Regions from separate parts of the Homo sapiens genome. Here region 1 is linked to region 2. The links are chromatin contacts, found by Hi-C in ENCODE. All regions are on one chromosome and are shown on one strand. The core of a region is the stretch at or near the end of the contact, and the rest is flanking DNA. Distances in the headings are between cores, read along the strand shown. Region 1 holds the start of FBXO11 (F-box protein 11). Region 2 holds the start of HAAO (3-hydroxyanthranilate 3,4-dioxygenase).

What was found. A loop is a pair of places that touch in the nucleus more often than their neighbours do. Pooled maps may share reads with other maps.
Region 1: a loop to region 2 is called in a map with no recorded cell type, with 7 times the contacts of the local background. The contact joins the promoter of FBXO11 here to the promoter of HAAO in region 2. A Hi-C loop is called at or near these places in 2 of 37 single-sample maps with no recorded cell type and 2 of 50 pooled maps.

The regions. Positions count from the first base shown.
Region 1 is chr2:47,905,248-47,911,193 of GRCh38, forward strand. FBXO11 (F-box protein 11) reads right to left here and starts at 1,251. Exons shown (of 23, transcript NM_001190274.2): 1 at 242-1,251. The coding sequence starts at 473. LOC100506235 (a long non-coding RNA gene) reads left to right here and starts at 303. Exons shown (of 2, transcript NR_187636.1): 1 at 303-552; 2 at 2,071-2,920. RefSeq lists silencers at 24-73, 84-203, 564-753, 1,244-1,343 and an enhancer at 1,413-2,197.
Region 2 is chr2:42,788,361-42,794,018 of GRCh38, forward strand. HAAO (3-hydroxyanthranilate 3,4-dioxygenase) reads right to left here and starts at 4,223. Exons shown (of 10, transcript NM_012205.3): 1 at 4,097-4,223; 2 at 169-247. The coding sequence starts at 4,176. RefSeq lists silencers at 4,070-4,509, 4,690-4,789, 4,870-4,959.

The sequences.
Region 1 (5,946 bases), core at 1-2,500, 5.1 Mb after region 2:
AAACCAAACAAAGCGCGGCCTGAGCGAGAGCCCAGGCGAGAAGGGAAGCCGCGGCTTTTCCTGCCGGCCGGGCCCGGCCCGGGCTGACACTGCGGCACCGGGGGACCCGCCTCCGCTCAGCTTGGGTCTCCCACCCCCAGGGCGCGCAGGCCGCCCCCGCCCGCCCGCCCGCCCGCCCGCCCCGGCCTCCCTTCCCGCGGTGCCCGGGAAGGCGGGCGGTTGGGAGGTAGCGCGGCCTTACCCCGCTCGCCGACGTTGTTCCGCTCCTGAGGCAGCGGCGGAGGCGGCGGTGGCGGCGGCGGAGGCTGCTGCTGCTGCTGCTGCTGCGGCGGCGGCGGAGGCTGCTGCTGGGGCGGCTGCTGCTGGGGCGGCTGCGGCGGCGGCTGCTGCGGGGGCTGCTGCTGCTGTTGCTGCACCGGGCGCGGCCGCGACACTCGCCTGGGTCTCCGGTTGGCGGCTCGGACGGAGTTCATTTGCCGGGCTGAGGTGGCGGCGTTGGCGGAGGGACACACACACGCACACGCACAGCGAGCTTCGGGGCAGGAGAAAGGGGTGGGGAGAGTGGGAGAGGGGGGAGGAAGGAGAGGGGGCGAGGGGAAGGGGAGACGCTGAGGGCGGAGGGGGCGAGCGGGACCCCGAGTCCGGAGAAAGGCCCGGGTAGACAGACGGAGACCGAGCGAGGCCGGCCGGGAGGGCCTGACGCACGGGGAAGGCCGAAGCCGCCGGGCGGGGCGGCCGCGAGGGACGAAGGCAGAAAGACGGGCAGACCGAGAGAAAGAAAGAAAGGGCGTCCGCCGCTTGGGGATCCCGAGGCGAAGCGCGGCGGCGGCGGCGGCGGCGGCTGAAGAGACAGATCCCGGTCCCGCCGACTCGCGAGCGGCGTCTCCGGCAGCGGGGGGAGTGGGCGGGCGGGTGAGGAAGGGAGAAAAAGAGAGGGAGAGAAGGGAGGGAGGGAGCAGGGGGCGCCCGGCTCTTTTTTTTCCCTCTTCCTCCCCCCCACACCCCCTGAAAGAGATTTCTGTGAGGAATTTTTCTCTCTTTCTTCGGTCTCTTCTCTCTCCTCCCCCCCTTCTCTCCTCGGCGAAGGGGAAATGAGTGTGAAGGGAGGAGATAGGGGGAAAAAGAGGCGTCGTCCTTCCTCCTCCTTAAAGGAACCTTTCCTCCTCCTCCTCGTCAGCCCTGTCGCCGCTGCTTCTGCTGCTGCTCCGTGGCAGGAGGAGCCATTGACACCGCCGGAGCCTCCACTCGCCCAGTCGGTCCCTCCCCGCCGCGGGGCTGGCCGGGGGCGCGGGGGAGGGCCGCGGGGCGGCGGGGGGAGGGGTGGGTGGGCGGGGAAAGGAGGGGCGGGGATTCCGTCCAGGCGGCCAATCTAAGGCGCCCGTACAACCTTCCGGCCAATGGGGCCTCCGCTCTTATCGCGAAGTCCCTTCAACGCCCTGTTTCCTCTCTCGGGTTTCCTCCCTCCCCCGCCTAGGAGGGGGAAAGAGGAAAGGGGGAGTGTGGCGGGGCGGGTGATAATGGGGAGGTATCAGGGCAAATAATAGAGCAGGGGGTGGGCGAAGAGAGCGCCAGTGCGTAGCGACGATTCTGGGAGAGGAGGTGCTCGGAGGAAAGGGCGGGGGTTGCTGATGTAATGGGGAGAAGTGATTAATCCTTCGGTTCGCCGTTTCAGCTTCCCCCCTACCCCAACCTTCACCCGATTTTTTTGAGCTGAAAAAAAAGTGGAACGAGGGAGCCAATCTTTGGTAACTCGGGTTTTCTGTGGTAGGTGGGTTCAAAATCTGAGCTGTAGGGAGCGCTAGAGATTTCGTGCCCTTTAGCCAAGCTGAGGGTATTTGCAAACCCTGAAGATTTCCGTCTCCGAGCTTTGGGCTTGGTAAGCGAAGTTTGGAGTCGGTGCCTAATCGTATATCATCTAAACCTTGAAAAGGCTTTGACCTTTGGCCAATTTGATTTGTTCTTTGAAGAAGTGTATACAATGTGTGGGAAAATAATATGTGAGAGGAGAGAAGTAAATGTGTTGATGTTGTGATTGTTTATGTGATTTAATTTTTAATTTTTTTTTTTTAGGTCCCACAAACTGCAAGGAAAAGAAAAACCCTCAACAGGAATTACCTTTATACCTGATGCCCCCAACATAATCTCTCTCCAAGGGAAACGTGTTTTTATTGCCTTGCGGCTGAAAATGTATTCTCGATTCTCCCCCTTCTCTCTTTTGTTGTGCATTTTTTGGATGTGGTAAAACTGGCAGTTTATCTGATTATCTGGTTTTCAGAACTTTGGGCGATGTCTCTGAGTGTCATCAGTTGCTCTCTAGGTTTGACATAGATAATTAAGCAACTACAAAGCGTGATAAAGCTTTTGAGAGGGAGGAAAATGTATTTTGGAAGGAGGGAGAGACGCAAAGAGGCGAGCCTGTGTGTTGAGTCCCAGACTTGGTGTGTGACTACAGGCAAAGTACTTCACCTTTCTAGATGTCAGCCCCGCCCCCCTCACCTCCCAAGTTTAAATAAGAACTTATTTTAGACTACATGATCCTGTTTTCAATTTTTAAGAGTTCTGTGATTTTGAGATGATCTCTCTTTAGTCCAGAAAAATAGAGAAACGTAGGTCTATGTTTGTTTCTCAAAAAAATATTTGAGGAGGACAGCTGTTACAAAACAGCTGGAGAACTCCAAATTTTTATGGTGGTTAGCTAGGTGCAAATGGGTACAATTTTAGGTTTGTTCAAATAAACATAGGGGAAAAGTAAAAGTACAGGAAAATTACGTTATACATATAAGTGTGTCCATCATTTCTGATTTTTCTAAAAATTTACTTTTTTATTTGACAAGTACTTTTTGGCTCCTTCCGTGTATGCATTAATATGTATATAAGGTGTTATGGGAAATACTAATAAAAGGAAAATATTGGGCATAAAGAGTTTGTATTTTGGTGTGGCAGAGTGGAAGTTTTACTTACATTAATTCAGATGTAAAGAAAATGTAGCTTGTTTATTTTCTGTAATTTTAACTTCAAGTCCCCACATCATCTCAATTTTTTAAAAAACATAACTGCTTTCACCTTTTATTTCCCCAACTCTCCTTCTAATATATTAATGGGAGGGGCGGGGTTTAGGGTTGTTATATGTGGTATAAGGGGTATCTTTTACATACCCTAGATTTCTAAGTTTATTGCAACAATTCTCTGACATATGGCAGTAAAATGCCTTGTTTTAGCAAAATTAGTATATTATGACAATTTCCTGATAGATGGTAGTAAAGTGTCTTGAGAAAGGAAGCACCTTTTTCAAATTCACAGAGTAACTGGTAGGGTGGTAGCATCCCTGAGGAATAGGGAGGTTTACAAGGGCATCTAAGCCACTAATGCCAGTCCTTATGTTGTCTTCTGGCGTGGAGTGGCTAGTATTGTCTGATGGCAGCCACTGTCGTTTATCATTTATTACTCATAAAACTGGTCATTTCTGTACTTTTGAGGCTGATTTCTTTTGCTGAAATCCATACATGAGCCATTTGCCCCATACACTATAACCTCTTTGTACTGACCCCGAGTCTCCACAGGTCCCTTGATCCTCATGGTTCTCACTGAGACACATGGGTACTTCTGGATTCCCCGAATACCACGTGTAGGCCTTGATGAGCCAGGAGCCTTGCTTTGGGCTTACTAGTTGTTGAGCCACTATCCAACAATGTTGCATTTTTCTCCTTATGTCATATTGAACATGCTGGCAGGCTGAAAGTAGAACTCCTAGACGTCTTAGTGTTTCACAGACATGTCCAGGGACGCAAACCACTATCTCCAACTTTCTTGGATTTCCCTATGTCTCTGTGCATATGTCAACTACATACCCTCAATTCTAGTTTCCACCCTGAGAGGGGATGGAAAGTAAGCACACTGAGTCTGATTAACCTCTTCCTTGTACCCTTTTCTTCTTTCCATCATGCCCCAGGGTTTTTAAGGAATGGATTTTTCTCCTTCCCATTTGTCAGGAACTTTCCTTCTGTACCGTATCCTCTTCATTTTTGAGATTTGGCATTTCTTCTGCTCCCTTTCTTGGAGCCGTGATAGCTGATGAAGTGCTCAAGAGAGAACCCAGTTTAACAATAATGGAACACCTATTGGGAGATATTAAAAAATATTATCCTATCCCTACATTACTGGTTTCTACATATGTTTAGTTTATTTCAGGGATTAAATGTTGAAGTCATCTTTGTGTAAAAGTGTTCAAACTCAATTGTGGAACTTAAGAGTTGTCAGGACGGACCTTGGAGATCATTAAATCTCATTTCTGTATTCAACAGACTAGGAAACTAAACTCCAAAGAAGGGAGGTGACAAAACTATAACTATTTGGTAGCAAAGCCACTGTCTGCCAATCCAGGGCCCTTTCCATTCAGAAGCATTGTAGACAGTATTTTGAGTTCTGGTGAGAACCCAAAATATCCTGGAAGGTTTTATCCATAGGCAGATCCACCTATATTAGTAAATAATTCTGTCAATTAGCTGTCATAAAAGTTATATATGTTAGAAAACAGGAGAAAAATTTAAAAGGATTTCTTTTAGGGGTGGGAGCCACCTAGAATTATTTCAGTAATACTTAGCATAATTTCAGAGGACTGAATTCCCTCAGGGTTTGCTCTCTCTTCAAGAACATTTGTGTTTGTTTTTCTCAGCTAATTACTGGTGCTTAAAAGGTTAGTGTACTTAAAATTATTTGTTTATAAAACCTATCACAATAGCAGTGTGGAAAAAATAAGCTCTTTAATCATTTTAATACCTGGCAGGTGATATTTACTGTGATTCTTAAATTATAATTTTACCATTTCAAAGATTCAGCTTCCCTTTCCTCTGTCATTCTATCATCTAGTCCCAAGCCGTCAGCACTTAGTTACATAAGACACCTCAAAGCTGCTCACTCCTTTTATGTCATTTAAGAAATTAGTTTGATCTGAATATGGTTTCCCTGCAGGAATAACCAGCTCTGTTTAAAATATTCTTGTTAAAGTATGAATGACTTATCTCACTAAGCTGCAAAAATTCATTCTTCAGTACATGCCCAGATAATTTTTTATCAGTTAGGTAGTGAAAATTAACTCGGAACTAAGGATTTAAATTTAACGTATATGTGGGAAAACCTGGTAAGCACACAATCCAATGATACCCAGAAGTTATCTTTAAAGAATTATAGAATCTGACTTTAATACCTTTCCCTGTGAAGTAATACAGAACGCTATTAAAAGAAATCAATTTTGTTCAAGTTTTAGGCTGGACTGTGATACACAGTGGTAAATCTTTGTTTTTTAAGAGCAGAACCAATTTCTTTTTATTATTATTATTATACTTTAAGTTCTAGGGTACATGTGCACAATGTGCAGGTTTGTTACATATGTATACATGTGCCGTGTTGGTGTGCTGCACCCATTAACTCGTCATTTACATTAGGTATATCTCCTAATGTTGTCCCTCCCCCCTTCCCCCGATCCCACGACAGGCCCCAGTGTGTGTGATGTTCCCCTTCCTGTGTCCAAGCATTCTCATTGTTCAATTGCCACCTATGAGTGAGAACATGCAGTGTTTGGTTTTCTTTCCTTGCAATAGTTTGCTGAGAATGATGGTTTCCAGCTTCATCCATGTCCCTACAAAGGACATGAACTCATCCTTTTTTATGGCTGCATAGTATTCCATGGTGTATATGTGCCACATTTTCTTAATCCAGTCTATCATTGGTGGGCATTTGGGTTGGTTCCAAGTCTTTGCTATTGTGAATAGTGCCGCAATAAACATATGTGTGCTTGTGTCTTTATAGCAGCATGATTTATAATCCTTTGGGTATATACCCAGTAATGGGATGGCTGGGTCAAATGGTATTTCTGGTTCTAGATCCTTGAGGAATCGTCACACTGTCTTCCACAATGGTTGAACTAGTTTACACTCCCACTAACGGTGT
Region 2 (5,658 bases), core at 2,973-5,472:
GGCAGCAGTCGTGCCCTGTGATTTCAGCTGTGCCCCCTCCACTCATCAGCCACATGTCCACCCCTCTCCAGTCCATCATCTCTGGGCCTCGAGTGGGAAGCGCCCCCTCCCGCTAGGGCCAGGCTCCTTGCCCGCAGGCCTAGATCCAGGGAGACCAGTCAAACCTACCTCTTCACCCTCTTCGATGTGATAGTCCTTCCTGGTGTTGGGGCCTCCGATGAACATGACTTTGAGCTGCTCCTGGTGCCTGCAATGCGCAAAGTGGGGGAGACGTTCTAAACCATCTCCTAGGAGTGAAGAGAGCACGGGTCCCGTGGGGGCCAGGAGGGAGCCTGAGGGCCCCTGGGAGAGGAGCAGGGCTGTTTTGGCCTCACTGTCCCTGTTCCCCAACTCTCATCCCCGGTTCATGCCTGCGTGCATCTAAGTGTCTATGTGTCTGGGATCGTGTCTGTGTGTCTGTCTGTCATTGTTTGTGTGTCCCCCCACATCGTCTGACCCAACAAGGGAAATGATGTGGTGGTGAATCTATGGCTTCATCAACCAGGATCACAGGATCAAGATCTCGAATTACAGGAGAGTAGCAAATTGAAGACCCCTTCCCAGGATGGGGCAGTGTAGGGGCAAAACGACCTTGACCTGCCACTCACCCATGCTGTCTGACTATAGGACCCTGCACTCTCCCCTGGCTGGAGGCATGGCTCAGTGGATGCAGGAGACCGTGACATCTAGCAGGGGCCTCAGGCGGTGTCAAGTCAGTGTGGCATGTGTTTATAAGCACAGGCCCTGGGGCATGTTACTAACCTTATCTGTAAAATAGAGGAACAGTTCTTACCTCACAGAGTTTAAACAGAATACATGAATTAATATTTGGAAGCTCTCAGAATGGTGCCTAGCATATAGTAAGCACTATTTAAGTATTTGATAAAATAAATAAACCCGGCCGGGCGTGGTGGCTCATGCCTGTAATCCCAGCACTTTGAGAGGCAGAGGCGGATGTATTGCTTGAGGCCACTAGCCTGGCCAACATGGTGAAACCCTGTCTCTACTAAAAATACAAAAATTAGCCAGGCCTGGTGGTGGGCACCTGTAATCCCAGCTACCTGGGAGGCTGAAGCACGAGAATCGCTTGAACCTGAGAGGTGAGGTTGCAGTGAGCTGAGATTGCGCTACTGCACTCCAGCCTGGGTAACAGGGGGAGACTCTGTCTTAAATAAATAAATAAATAAATAAACTCAATACAACCCTCTCATTTTACAGCCGATTTAGCCAGCCAAGAGAGGGTCACAAAGCCAGGGAATGACTGAACCTGAGCCAGGTCTCAGGCTCCTTGACTCCCACGCTGGCGTTGGGTCTGTGGGGCATCTAGTCAGCTGTTTGGAACAAAAGGGTTCCCAAACTCCTCAGTCTTTCTGCTGTTGGTGTGGTGTTACCTTTTTATGCAAAAAATACCTCAGCACCTCCTGAGAACAGCCTGCCCCATCCCCACAGCAGGGTCCCCTTTCAGGGTGCAGACACTGGGGTGAATAAGCAGCAGAATGTGTCTGTGTAGGGCTTCAGGGTGTTCTCAGGTGGCCCTGCCACAGAGGGCAGGGGCAAGGGCTTTCCTCTGGGAAGGGGAGGCGCTGGGTCTGGGACCATTTGTACACACAGGGCACAGCAGCCTAGAGGCTGCCTGCATGGATGACGATGGTGTGGATGGCAGGGGAGGGGCTATGGGGGAGGTCTGAGCCCCCAAACTAGACTGGCAGGTCCTTTCTGAGTGTCCTGTCCTGTGGGCTGCTTTCCAGCCCAGCTGGGAGGCATGGAGGCAAGACGGAAGAGCCAGTCTCTTTCCTTTTCCTTCCCTTTTGGGAGGCTGGGCCCAATAAACCGGAAACACACGTGTGGACCTGATGTTTGGAAAGGTGGATGAGGTTGCAGGGCAGGAGAAGGCTGTCATGAACAGTCCATGCTTAAAGAACTTAAAGCTGCATAGAGCTTCAAGGAGGGGAGGGAAGCCGCAAGGAACTTGACTGGGGAAGAGTGTGCACAGGAGAGCTGGGTGCAGAGGCTCTGAGATTAGAAGCACTGGGGGTGAGCTTGGGGAACGATTGAGAAGGCTGGTCCAGGAGGGTGGACCAGCCATGGAGTCTGGTCTTGGCCTAAGGGGTGCTGGGGAACCTGGAAAGTTTGTTTTTTTTTTTTTTTTTTCAGATAGAGTCTTGCTTGCCACCCAGGCTGGAATGCAGTGGCACAACTTCGGCTCAGTGCAGCCTCCACCTCCCGGGTTCAAGCAATTCTCCTGCCTCGGCCTCCTGAGTAGCTGGGACTACAGGCGCGTGCCACCACGCCCAGGTAATTTTTGTATTTTTAGCAGAGACGGGGTTTCACCATGTTGGCCAGTCTGGTCTTGAACTCCTGACCCCAAATGATCCACCCACCTCAGCCTCCCAAAGTGCTGGGATTACAGGCATGAGCCACTGCGCCCGGCTTGAAAGTTGTTTTTTAAAATCAACTTCACTGAGATGTAATTTAGGTACATACAGACAATTCTTAAACAACTCCACTCAAGAATTCTTTCAACCCATCAGTCAGAATGCATAAACCAGACCTGCCCCTCCTCTGCCCAGAACTCTTCAGCAGCTTCTCACCTTGCTTGCTTCAGCAGCTTCTCACCTTGCTGAATAGTAACCCCTCCTGTAAAATTTATATGTTGAAGTCCTAACGCCCAGTACTGCAGAATGTGACCTTATTTGGAATAGGGTCCTTGAGATGTAGTTAGGTTAGGATGAGGTCATCCTGGAGTAGGGTGAGCCCCTGATCCAATATGTCTGGTGTTCTTTTAAAAGAGGGAAATTTGGACACAGACACACACACAAGGAGACTGCCTTGTGAAGACGAAGGTGGAGGTGGGCGTGGTACAGCAGAAGCAAGAATACCAATGATGCCAGCAAACCACCAAATGCTAGGGAGAGGCCCGGGCAGATGGACGCGAGACCTCAGGGGGAGCGAAGGGAGGACTGAGAAGGAGCGACTGCAGATGGGGATGAAGTGTTGGAAGGAGGCAAAGATGATGCTACATCTTTAATTGGGGGTGGGCAACAACAGTGATAGAAGAGATCTTTGGGGAGATATTGACTGTTGGCCATGTGGTATTGCATGGTAACCAAGAGTGTGCGTGGACTCTGGAGTCGAACTGCTCCGTGGGTTGAGTCTGGAGCCTATCGCACAGGCGCTCCGTGACACTAGAAAAGTTACTTATGAAAATCCCCCCTCACGGTGCTACTGTGAGAATGAGATGAGATGATGTAAAAACACTTGGCATAGTCCTGGGCCTGCTGTTTGCCTTGAGGTGCCACCCTACTGACCATGTCCTGTGGACACAGCAAAAATGGGGAATGTAAACCTTGATCTAGCTGGCATGTGGGGCCCCGCCATGGAACTGGGGGGATGAGGGAGGTGACCATACCACAGGGGAGGGCCTGAGAGGTCTGCCTGAGAAAGATGGCAGCTGGATGGCCAACCCTGTTGGGTGCTGCAGGCAGAGGCTACTGGCAGAGGTGGCCTAGGGAGGGTCTGGTGTGGTGTGTGTGTGTGTGTGTTCGTGCACACCTGCATAGAGGGGCCCTGAAAAAAGCAAGACATCAAGATCTTCCCAAAGGAGCGGATTCTCTGCCTCCCCCTTTGCCTGTGGCTTCTGGGACAGGGTTGGGGTGTATGATTTGGCTGCCCCCAGGCCTACATTCTAGTGCATTTCTGCCTTGAAAACCACCCTCCCCACACTTTTGAGTTTTCCCAAAATGCACAGTGTCACTTGGGGTTGGAGAATTGTTTCTCAGCCCTGGAAGGAGAGGTGCACCCTGTCATGTCATCTCCTACAGCCTGAGAACCAGCTCAGCCTTCTTCAGAAGTCAAGGCCACAGTCACAAGAAAGAGGAACAGACCGATGTGGTGGAACCGGAACAGCCTGTCTCCATCTTCCCCCAAGAACCAAGAGATTAAAGCGGTCCTTCTGCAAGCTTCTGGGTCCAGGAACTCGGAGCTGGAAGGTGAGGGCGCAGATGGAGGAGGGGGAGGAGGCGAGGGCAGGGGGCGGCCATGGGGGTGCTGGACTCACATGAGCTTGTTGCAGACCGGGGGCTGGAAGGAGCCCCGGTTCTCCTTCACCCAGGCCCTCACTCCCAGGCGGCGCTCCATGACTGTCCCGGGCGCCTCCTCGCAGCGCTGTCCTCCCGCCGTCGGAGGCCCGCAGCTCCGCCCAGCCGCCTTTTTAACCAGAATCCCAAGCTCACGAGGCGGAGCAAACCCCCGCGACCCCGTGGTGGGGGCTTGGGGCCCGCGGACTTTGCCCCCTGGTGGACTTTGGTCTGAGCCCGCCGCCCTCCGCGCCACTCCAGGCCCTGGCGAGCGCGGCGGCGGCAGCGCTGGGGAACGGCGTCCCGCGCCCTCTGCTTCTCCGCGGGGCAGGGGCTCGGTCCCCGCCACCGTCTCCGGGGCGCCCCACACACTGGCGCCTGCGGTGGGGCCTGCTCCCGGCGGAGGACAAAGAATCCAGACCCTTCCTGGACGCTTGTCCCCAGACGTTCCTTCCCTCTACGCCCCGAGGGGAATCCCAGGGAAGGTTCCCAGAAATACTACAGTGAGGAGATCGCGGGTTGGAAGTCCCAGCACCTGAGAACACGGTGCTGGCGCTGGGCTCAAGATTTGGCTTTCCCATCTGGAAAAGGGGAATGACTGCCCCGCCACTCAGGGCTGCGGCGCTCACCCAGCGGGAAGCCGCACGGCGGTCCCCGCAGGTCCCGATTCAAGGTGAGCCCCAGACCTGCTGCGTGCGGCCGGCAGACTCCGCCGCGGGCTCGGCGAGGGGAGCGGTGCAGGCGCCGAGCTGCGGAGCCCGGGCTCAGGGCAGGACCGCGAGCCCTCCCCACCTGAGGCCCAGCCGAGCGGCCGCTGTCCGCGCAGTGTCGCAGTGGACCCCGAGCCCCGTGCTGAACTCCTTAGGCGTCTTAGGAACATACTCAGTTCGCACGCAGCTATGGGAGGAATTTGGCAGATGTGGACACCGGCCTCAGTGTCCTAGCCCTCGGGAATCTCGGGGTGTTAATGATGACAGCCCCGTGTGAGAGACTCTAACAGTTATCCTGGGGGTGAGGGGCTGGGGCGCTGGGCCTGGGCGTGCATGTGTGAGGAAAGAGAAATCTGCGCGGGTGTGGAAGATGGAGAAGCCTGTCTTTCTGCAGGACTCAGAACTTTCTTAGGAAGTTTGGAGGGAGTGGGAGCTGACGGGTAGGGGAGGAGGAAAATGGCTCAGGCCCCTGACACCGGAATCCAGACTATAGAGTTTAAGAAACTAAACGCCTCTAAATCCTGCCCTCACAGCCCGCCTGGCCTGGGCTGGTTTTCTCAGCATTCCAGACATAAAGACTCCTCTAGTACAACTCAAAATCAAAACCCAGACGACAGGAAGCCGAATTCCCCACTGAGACCCTCCCGTTTCCTCTCTGACGCTCTTTTTTTTTTTTTCATTTTTCTCTCTCCTTTTTTTTAGTTATTTATCTAGCACAGTTTTAGCTGAGCACTTCTAGTGCAAAACTAGAATATCGTTTTGCACCCAAGTAACTCACACCACCTTCTTTATTTTTCTCATCTACAAGTAATCAGAGGAGACGTAAACAATGA